2 separate regions of the Homo sapiens genome follow, and region 2 is linked to region 1. Evidence: read pairs that join two places in POLR2A ChIA-PET (ENCODE). Cell type or tissue: GM12878. All regions are shown on one strand. Links, peaks and the distances in the headings refer to the core of each region. The heading gives the core; the rest is flanking DNA.

Evidence for each region. Peaks named below come from ENCODE experiments on the same cell type or tissue, not always from the same donor. Only the 100,000 strongest peaks of a DNase experiment are listed, where the experiment ranks them.
Region 2: POLR2A ChIA-PET joins it to region 1 with 6 read pairs; 2 of 35 experiments call an interaction of 5 or more read pairs at or near these places.

What each region holds. Positions count from the first base shown.
Region 1 is chr22:42,892,424-42,897,797 of GRCh38, forward strand. PACSIN2 (protein kinase C and casein kinase substrate in neurons 2) reads right to left here. Exons shown (of 11, transcript NM_001184970.3): 3 at 1,034-1,190. Among named protein-coding and RNA genes, the nearest start is that of ARFGAP3, 38 kb to the left of the region's middle. RefSeq lists enhancers at 600-699, 5,139-5,374. In GM12878, for the core only: no CTCF peak of the experiment used is centred there; DNase peaks (open chromatin) are centred at 395 and 2,888; H3K4me3 peaks cover 727 bases; H3K27ac peaks cover 2,647 bases.
Region 2 is chr22:42,832,399-42,837,772 of GRCh38, forward strand. ARFGAP3 (ARF GTPase activating protein 3) reads right to left here. Exons shown (of 16, transcript NM_014570.5): 4 at 2,964-3,095; 5 at 1,844-1,927. Among named protein-coding and RNA genes, the nearest start is that of ARFGAP3, 22 kb to the right of the region's middle. In GM12878, for the core only: no CTCF peak of the experiment used is centred there; DNase peaks (open chromatin) are centred at 913, 2,033 and 2,343; H3K4me3 peaks cover 411 bases; H3K27ac peaks cover 2,529 bases.

The DNA of each region.
Region 1 (5,374 bases), core at 257-5,256:
TACAAAATGAGCACATTCCTGTCCTGTCCACAACGTTACAGCCAGACCCACAAGGTGAGGGTGGTAAGGGTGCTCTGTAAACCTCAAGCTCTGACTGACAGCTTGATCCTGGGAGAGGGGCTGCAGCAGGTGGAAACGAAATGACGACACTGCCACCGACCAAGGGAGCTGACCTATCCTAGGCCCCTCCTCTGCCACGTGCCTGCTCCACAGCCTGGGCACATACCCTGCCCTAAGGACTGTGCTAAGCCCACACAAACAACCCATGTCAGCATCACGGGAAAGGACAGGCAGCTGGACTAGACCTGGCTTGCTTGGGACCTGGCTCCCCTGATTGGCTGAGGACAGCTGGGGCTGAGGACAGCTGGTCAGCACAGGAAAGCCTGCCCCAAAACACACCTTGAGAAACCCACACTGCTCTGCTTCTGTGCCGGAAAGGCTGTAATCAGTCAAGTTCCCCTTCCCTGCTGGGAAGTGTGTTCTAAGCATGGCCCCTGTCCACACAACAGTGGCACTAATAAAGCTACAGAATCTTCTGAGCTTTTCGGTGGGGACAGAAGGGGGTGAAACCTCTGCCATACAACACCTGTAATTATTCCCTTAAAATGTAAACTCAGAAAGACTGCCAGGTGTTGCCAGCTAGTCTTATCTGACCTGCTACATGGCCAAGTTTAAAAATAAACAGCTCTCAGTGTTAGAAACTAAGGTGCCAAGCGGCAAGGCCTTCCACGTGATAGGAACTTACCCGAGTTCTGAGTTAACTCGGCAAGTGCAAGTGTGTCCTATGGATGACAAGGGCTATAGTCCTGTGTCCCCAAGGAAAGTGGACAAAAGCTCATGGAGCCTGTGCCTTCTGGTGATGGGCGCTAATGCTCCCCATAAAAATCACACCCCGCTCTGGAACTGGGAAATGCACTCTTGCCCCAATCTTAAAAGACAGAAAACTGGCATAGAGAGGGTCACAACGTGCCCAGAGCCCCCGGCTGGGGTGTAGCTGCCTCCAGGCCACAGGACCTGTGCCGGGGCCCCATACCTTTCTCCACGAGCTGCCTCCAGCGCCGGGCCCACTCAGTGAGCTGCTGCGCATACGCCTTCTCGATGCGCGCCCGCTCATGCAGGCAGTTCATGAGGTCGCTGCACAGGCGGTGGCCATCGTCGATCCGCTTCACAGTCCGCTTGTAGTTCCCGACCTAGGAGAGAGAACCAGCTGGGAGGCAGGGGGCTTGGGGCAGCCTGTCCTTGGCTGTGGCACAAATGGCCTCCATGCCAACCAGGCCCTGATGCGCCCCTGGGGTCATGTTTACCACACCCCTCTCCAAGAGTTTGAAAGGCACTCCGTGTAGTTAGATAATGAGCCTCTCTATTTTTATTATTAATAAGATCATACACATCAGTGAACGGGGGCTTCTCAATGTTCTTTAGGTTGGGTACCAAGTAGAAACTGGGCTGTGGGTCAGGAAGGGAGGCTGACTGGCTCAGGAAGGGGTGGGGCTGAGGATGCCTAAACGGGCACCTCACGCAGACTGAGGGGCTGGGGCTGGCTTCCTGGAGTAGGTGACATCTAACCAAAGCCTTCTGCTTTGATGTCATCCATCATGTGCTGGGTTATTACTTCCCAATCATAGCTGTAAAAACTTTTCCACTTCCTGAGCACCTACCATGTGCCAGGCGACCTGCTAGGTGTTTTACACCTCCAAATACTGTCTCCCCTACCTAGTAGGAATAAGTGTCCCCATTTTACAGATGAGGAAACAAAGGCTTAGAGAAGTTACGTGGTTTGTCAAGATCCTGCAGCCACAGTGGCTAGGCTGGAGCTGAAGGCAATTGTTTTTTTTTTTGAGACACAGTCTCGCTGTCGTCAGGCTGGAGTGCAGTGGCACGATCTCGGCTCACTGCAACCTCCGCATCCCAGGTTCAAGTGATTCTTCTGCCTCAGCCTCCTCAGTAGCTGGGACTACAGGCACGCATGCCATCACACCCAGCTAGTTTTTGTATTTTTAGTGGAGACAGGGTTTCACCATGTTGGCCAGGATGGTCTCAATCTCCTGACCTTGTGATCCACCCACATCAGCCTCCCAAAGTGCTGGGATTACAGGCGTGAGGCACCGCGCCCAGCCCAAAGGCAGTTTTTCAAAGGGTTCCAAGTAGGACTGTCTTGATGGCAAAGCTTTGTCAGGGCTAAGCTGAGTTTTGACTGCCTTTTTTCGTATATGAAAAGAAAAACTAGTTCATCAAAGTTATAAGTAATAAAAGAGTAACTGAGGAAATGTTAATGGCTAATTTGGGGTGAAAACGAAAATGTTCGATATGTTTCATTCTTTTAGCTGCTGGCTTGAAAGGCTACAGTCGCTGATAACTTGAGCACCCAGAGGAAATATGACAGAAAAACGATCTCTTTTCAGCCTTTTTCTCCCAATGCCTTCAAAAATCTTAGTCAACCCCTTGTCAGTTTTACCTTTTCTAAAATCTCTTTGCCTGGCCCTGCACAGAGATGGGCAAGGGGAGGGAAGGGGGCTGCAGCACCTGGAGGAAGGGCTGTCCCTGAGGCTGAGCTACATGGGCTGAGATGACTCCACTCCTGTGAGAACCAGAATCCTGGTGAAAAGCAAAGACCCCTGGAAGGTGGTTAGCCTGGGCAGCCTTCTCCAGAGGCAGATGAGACTTCCGGCTCTACTCATTCCCTCCAAAGACCTCCCCCAGCAAGGCTGGCAGCTCGGCAGCTCGTCAAAACATGAGCTGAACCTGAGCATCCACTCCAAACTAGAGCAGCTCCTGTGAGGAAGTCGGAAGTGAGCATTTTCACAGCTCACTGGAAGTGACATTATGTGGTTGCTTCCCTTAAAATGAGGCCTTACTGTCATTTTGAAATTTACAGCAGGATGAAAAAAATACCCAACAAGCAACTCAGTATCGTTGAGCTGGTGGTAGGAGGAGCTGAGGTAACACGGCCCTAACTTAGCCTTGACAGTCGACATGAAGCCACAACCCAGAGCTGGTTTTCATCTGCCTATTACCAACAGTATTCAAATTGGTAATCACCATCAAATCATGTATTTTGGCTCTCTTGAAACCTGCTTATCTCTGTGATTTTCAGAACCACTGGTTAAAGGTTTAGGGAAAAGAAAAGGATATTTCTTAACAAGTCACATGTTGGTACCACCCATCGGCACACACAGGAGCTGCAAATACACATTTACATGACAACTCTTGAAATGTGGAAATCCGTGATGAATACAGGAAGAGTGTTTCCGTAAGTACACATTTCAGGTTTCCAAATAAGCTCCCAGTTGGTCCTAGAGGCTGCAGAGGAGCCTGTGCTGGTCCTGTGACCACTGCTGGGGACAAGAGGCAAGTTGGCTGAGCACAGAGCCAACGGGAGAAGGGCAGTATGCCAAACAGTTGGGACCGAGGCACCCCAGCAACATCGGCCCTGCTGTCCCTTTAATGAAACGGTTGTGTGGTGGCCGGTGAAGGCCATCACTGGAAGTCTCTATCGCCATAAACCACCAGGGACAGAGCAATGTGGCCTTTCCACTTCCCTGGGCAAAGCACTGCAGTCGTCCCAGGAGCAGAGCTACTGCTGGCTGCTTCTCTAGGTCGAGATGGAATCTACACACAGGCAAAACTGCCCACTACAGGGTACACTTAGATCTGAATGTGGACAAACATATACCACTGTCTACCACCTCCACAGCAAGGAACAGGACACTTCCATCTCTCATGAAGTGCCTTTGTGCCCCCTTGCAGCCCATCCCCTCCCCATACAGCCCCCAGCAACCACAGACATGATTTTTGCCCCTTTTCCAGGATGGCAAGGATATATGGAATACACAGTATGCAGCCTGGCTTTTGAGACTGGCTTCTGTCACCCACCATAATGTTTCTGAGACTGATCCATGTTGCTATCTACGTCAGAAGGTCACTCTTTCTTACTGCTAAGTAGTATTCGATTGTGTAGTTATGCCACTATCAGAAGTTCACTCTTTCTTACTGCTAAGTAGTATTCGACTGTGTAGGTATACCACTATCAGAAGTTCACTCTTTCTTACTGCTAAGTAGTATTCGATTGGGTAGTTATACCACTCTTTGGTTTATCCATATTCTTCCTGCTGAAGGTTGCTTGGGTCATTTTCAGTTTGGGGGAATTATGAATAAAGAAGCTATAACGTTCATCTATTGGTCTTTTGTGGGGACATAAGCTTCCATGACTCTTCGGTGAATACCTAGGAATGGAAATGTTAACTGTACGTTTAACAAAACTGCCGAACTGCTACCCAAAGTGACTGGACAGCTGTGCACTGCCATCAGCAACGTATGAGACTTCCCTGTCCTGCATGCTCCCAGCACTTAGTATTGCCAGGGTGTTTTGTTCTGTTTTGTTATTTTTAGCCATTCTACTTAGTGTAGCAATATTGCATTGTGATTTTAATTTGCATCTTTCTAAAGTCTAATAATACTGAAAATCTTTTCTTATGACTATTTGCCATCTGTATGCCTTCTTGAGTAAAGTTTGTTCCTTTTTTTTCTTTTTGAGACAGGGTCTTGCTTTGTTGCCCAGGCTAGAGTGCAGTGCCACAATCATGGCTCACTGTGGCCTTAACCTCCCAGGCTCAAGTGATCCTCCCACCTCAGCCTCCAGAGTAGCTGGAACTACAGGTACGCACCACCACACCTGGCTAATTTTTGTATTTTTTGCAGAGACAGGGTTTTGCCGTGTTGCCTAGGCTGGTCTTGAATTCCTGGGCTCAAGCGATCCTCCCACCTTGGCCTCCCAAAGTGTTGGGATTACATGTATAAGCCACAGCGCCTGGCCTGTTCCCTTTTTAATATATTTTTTAAAAAATCAAACGTATAATAATGACTAGTTTTTACAATGCAAGAAAATTAATTTTCAAATATTTGACAAATCGATCATACATTAAAATCAGCACATATATAGTTAACTATTTCTGCTCTATCAGTTTTGTAATTAAAAACCTCTCTTCTACTTCTTCAAAACATTAGGTTGTTTTGGGATAGCCAAATGGCAGAAAACTTTAGGTAGAAACTGAATATAAGCATGCTTTCTTCCAAACATATTAATTGCTTCATTCACAAAATCCTCATTTTTGAACCAGGTATGAAGCTATGTTCCTAACTTCCTCTAAATTCAGGCTCACTCCACTCAGAAACTAAGCTACCAAAGACAAATGCTCAGCATACATGTGCCTGGACATCCCTTCACTCCCCTGAGGGACTGCCTGGCAGACGGAGGGCCAAGCATGTACCTACTGAGGGACTCAGTGCTTGGGCACAGGGCACTGGAACTGGGGCACTAGGAGGAGGGGGTGAGAGGTATCCTGAACGCAATATCCAAAGGGCATCTTCAAGGACA
Region 2 (5,374 bases), core at 53-5,052, 60 kb before region 1:
TGTGGGCCTGTAATCCCAACTACTTGGGAGGCTGAGGCAGGAGAATCACCTGAACCTGGGAGGCAGAGGCTGCAGTGAGCCAAGATTGTGCCAGTGCACTCCAACGTGGGTGACAGAAGAGTAAGACTCCATCTCAAAAAAAAAAAAAACGAAAGAAAAAAAGAAAATTAAAGAATAGATTGAGCAAGAGTTCAACAAATCGTGCTCCTTACCCAGTGGGACTGGGAGGAGCTAGAGTAGCTGGCAGAACATATGATGGTCCAAGACAGAGGTAGGCACACGTTACCTTAAAGGGCTAAATAGTAGGCCCGGTGTGGTGGCTCATGCCTATAATCCCAGCACTTTAGGAGGCCGAAGCAGGTGGATCACCTGAGGTCAGGAGTTTGAGACAAGCCTGACCAACATGGCGAAACCCCGTCTCCACTAAAAATACAAAATTAGCCAGGTGTGGTGGCACATGCCTATAATCCCAGCTAGTTGGGAGGCTGAGGCAGGAGAATCGCTTGAACCCGGGAGGTGGATGTTGCAGTGAGCCGAGATCGCGCCATTGCGCTACAGCCTGGGAAACAAGAGGGAAAACTCCGTCTTTAAAAAAAAAAAAAAAGAAAGGAAGAAAGAAAAGAAAGGGCCAAATAGTAAATATTGTCGCCTTTTAGGCTTTACTTTCCCTAGATCTAAGTGATCTGAGGAGAGGCCACAGAAGTACTATGGATTGCTGTCACTGTTGCTATCAGGTCACAAAGATGAAGATAGTGATATTTAGAGCACTTACTGAAGGCTTACTTTGTGCCAGGTACTAAGTACTTTTACCTGCATTAACTCATCCAATAGCTTTGAGATAATACTACATAAACAGCAAAACTGGGGCACTGAGAATGAAACCCCTATTAAAAATGTTTTCATTTTTAGTCAGTTTCAGAGCTCTGAACTGAACTGTGGCACACTACTAGTAATAAATTCTCAGTTCTCCCTAGCAGCTAGATAAGACATGCAACTAAATTCCAGCTCATAGGACATAAGTAGAAGGGATGGGAGCTCCCTCCAGACTTTTTCTGTAAAAGAATAGGGCATCTGTGGTGGGGTATGGTGGCTCACACCTATAATCCCAGAACTTTGGGTGGCCAAGGCGGGGGTATCACCTGAGGTCAGGAGTTCGAGACCAGCCTAGCCAATATGGTGAAACCTCGTCTCTACTACAAATACAAAAATTAGCCAGGTGTGGTGGCGTGCACCTGTTGTCCCAGCTACTCGGGAGGCTGAGGCAAGAGAATCGCTTGAACCCAGGAGGCGGAGATTGCAGTGAGCCAAGATCACACCATTGCACTCCACCCTAGGTGACAAGAGCGAAACTCCATCTCAAAAAAAATATTAGCTGGGTGTGTTGGTGCGCACCTGTAGTCCCAGCTACTCGGGAGGCTGAGGCTGGAGAATCACTTGAACCCAGGGGGCAGAGGTTGTAATGAGCTGAGATCGTGCCACTGCACTCCAGCCTGGGAAACAGAGCCAGATTCAGTCCCCCCAAAAATAAATAAATAGAAGAATAGGGCATTAGCTCTCAAGGATGCTTGTCTTTTTCTCTTAATCTGGGAGAGTCTTAAACTGGAGCAGCTGCTTTAGACCCTGAGATGGAAGCCACATGTTGAGAACAGCAAAGTAAGTCCATCAGTCAATAGCAGATATCCTAACCTTGGAATTGTTGATAATGTCATTTCTCTCTTCAGTAGTTATGTTTCAGCACTTCTTGTTACAAGAGCTTAGCCTACATCCTAACATTTTAAATATGCACCTTTTGTTAACTGTCAGAGTAAGCACACTTTAAAATGATGTGAAGCATAATACATACCTCAGGAGAAACGTGAGAGGCAAAAAAATCTTCCTCCTTTGGTGGAGGGGACAAAGGTGGAACCACACAACTATCAAGCCACAGCTAGAACAAAAAAACAACACAGGGCTGAGCATTTCATCCGGCCTGTAAAGGATTTTATTTGATACCTTTCACTTCCCTTAGAGACCTGTTTCCTAAAGATTGGTGCTTTCCATTCTTATAAAATCAGTAACATCCCTACAGAGGACCTCTGCGTGCACTTTAGTAATCTATCATCCAGTAAATTTTGCTTCCAAACCTTGAGGAAGTCAAGGACCTCAAACACATAAACCATTTCTGAAAAGGAAAGATCAAAGACTTCATATCTAAATGCAGGTTCCAAATGATAATCAATCCTTGTTATTCATGGATTCCATATTTATGAATCTACCTACTTGCTAAAATTTACGTTTAACCCAAAATTAGTCCTCGTGGTGTTTTCAGTCATTTGGAGAATAGTGCAGCAAAAAATGAGTTGCCCAAGAAGCACATTCTCAGCTGAGGTAGAACAAGACACACTACTCTGCCTTCTTGTTTCAGTTCTCATAACAAATGTCCTTTCTGCAGTTTATTTTGTGCTATGTTCTTCATATTCCCATGCTTTTTATTGAGGATGTCATTTTTTAAGATGCCTCTCAAGTGCAGTACTGAAGGGCTATCTAATGTTCTGAAGCACATGAAGGCTGTGATGTGCCTCATGGAGAAAATTCAGGCATTAAATAAGCTTCATTCAGGGCTGAGTTATAGTCCTTGGCTGTGAGTTCAATATTCATGAGCCATCAATATATATTTAAAAAGGTGTCTTTAAATAGAAACACATGTTAAATAAGGTTATGTATTGATCAGTTGATGAAAATGAGACCAGAGCTTATAGGAACCTAATCCTGTATTTCTCCTAGGAGCAATGTTTTAGTATTCACTAATCCAGTACTCATGATGAATTTACAGAACATAACTACTTCAATAGTAAGAATCTACTGTACACTAATTCCTTGTAAGACAACTCAGGTAGAAAAGTTTTACTATTCAGGATAAAAATCACTTTTTCTATGAAGTGAACATGTATCTAAAGGAAACAATCCAGCCTCCAGTGACTTACATCAGTGCCATGCTTCCGTGTTGCTTGAGAGGCGAGCGATTTGATTTTCTCCCTATAGAGCTGAGCAGCACGACTGTTGTACTTGGCATTGGTGTCATTGGTGGAACACCCATGTTGATGAAAAAAGGAAGACTACAGAGAAAAGCATGCACATTAATATTTTCGTAAAACTACGTATGGCCAGGCGCAGTGGCTCATGCCTGTAATCCCAGCACTCTGGGAGGCCGAGGCAGGCAGATCACGAGGTCGGGAGATCAGTACCATCCTGGCTAACACGGTGAAACCTTGCCTTTACTAAAAATACAAAAAATTAGCCAGGCGTGGTGGCGGGCGCCTGTAATCCCAGCTACTTGGGAGGCTGAGGCAGGAGAATGGCGAACCTGGGAGGCGGAGCTTGCAGTGAGCTGAGATCGTGTCACTGCACTCCAGCCTGGGCAACAGAGCAAGACTCCATCTCAAAACAACAACAACAACAAAAACTAGCTATGAGACTTGCATTACAAAATGAAATAACTAGTCCTCATTTGTCCATTAAACCATCTCTGTCATTGTGAACTTTATTTGGGGAAAAGCTTTCTACTCAGGACTACTTTTAATTCACGAGCAATCCATTTCTTTCTTTTTTTTTTTTTTTTTTTTTTGAGAGAGTCTTGCTCTATTACCCAGGCTGCAATGCAGTGGCTCCATCTCGGTTCACTGCAAACTCCACCTCCTGGGCTCAAGTGATCCCACCACCTCAGCCTCCCAAATAGCTGGGACTACAGGTGTGTGCCACCACGCCTGGCTAATTTTTGTATTTTTTGTAGAGATGGGGTCTTGTTATGTTGCTAGTCTTGAACTCCTGAGCTCAAGGAATCCACTTGCCTTGGCCTCACAAAGTGCTGGATTACAGGCGTGAGCCACCGCTCCTGGCCCTTTTCTTTGTTTTTTGAGATGGTCTGACTCTGTCACCTAGGCTGGAGGGTAGTGTGGCATGATCATGGCTCACTGCAGCCTCCAACTCCTGGATTCAAGCAATCCTCTCACCGTGGCTTCCCAAAGTGCTGGGATTAGAAGTGTGAACCACTACACTTCGTCCACAATCAATCTCAAAATGGATTCCAGTAAATCAGAATTTTTGACAAATTAGTGAGGAGCTACATTAATGTTTACCTTGTTTAGCACTATTTTATCATTAACAGATACTACAATATAGGTAAGATGATAAAACAAGTATTTAAACAATTAAAAGAAACTGCTTTTACCCACTTCATGAGGATCCATGTATAGACATGAATTATAGAATTCATATCTTAATTAAAACAGGTCTTCTAAAAACCTATACGAGTGATCCTTTGATGAACCTAATTTAACTGATAATGATATTGGTCACCCACATGTTCCGGATCCTGTTGTGAGTGCTTCATGGGCATCATCTCATTCAACCCTCATAGCAACACTATCAGACAGTCACTACTGCTGTCTACACTTTACAGATGGGGAAAATGAAGCACAGAGAGGTTCAACAACATGCCCCAAGTCACATGGGTAGCAAGGGACAGAGTTAGGATTCAAATACAAAAAGGATGGTTCCAAGCACAGAACTCACAGCTCCACTGGCTAAACCGAATGACCACTCATCTGAGCCTTCCCTCCCCATGTCCCCCAACCCCTGATGGCTTGAGATGAGAAAGCTCCTTTCTGGAGTTTGGAGGGTGACTCTGCAACCTTGGGAAGGCTTAGAAATAAGAACAGGTAAGTCAAACCAACAGTGCTAAGTTTAGGAACAAGTTTGTGAACATCATGATAATGGGCAAAGGTTTCTAAAAAGATGCTTGAGGCTGGGCACAGTGGCTCATGCCTGTAATCCTAGCACTTTGGGAAGCCAAAGCAGGAGGATTGCTTGAGGCCAGGAATTCGAGACCAACCTGGGAACCAAAGTGAGACCACGCCTCTACAAAAAAACAGAAAATCAATAAAAAATTAATAAGAAACACTGGCTGGGCCCGGTGGCTCATGCCTGCAATCCCAGCATTTTGGGTGGCAGAGGTAGGCAGATCACTTGAGCCTAGGAGTTCGAGACCAGCCTGGCAACATGGCAAAACCCTGTCTCTACTAAAAATGTAAAAAACTTGTTGTGCGTGGTGGTACTTGCCTGTAGTCCCAGCTACTTGGGAGGCTGAGTGAGAGAATCACCTGAGCCCAGGAAGTTGAGGCTGCAGTGAGCTATGATTTTGCCACTGCACTCCAGCCTAGGCAATAGGAGTGAGACTCTATCTCAAAAAAAAAAAAAAAAAAACCAAAAAAAAGCCTTGAAACATCTAAGGCATACTTCTTTTTTTTTTTTTTTTTTTTTTGAGACGGTCTTGCTTGATTACCCAGGCTGGAGTGCAGTGGCACGGTGAACACTGCTCACTGTAGCGCCAACCCCC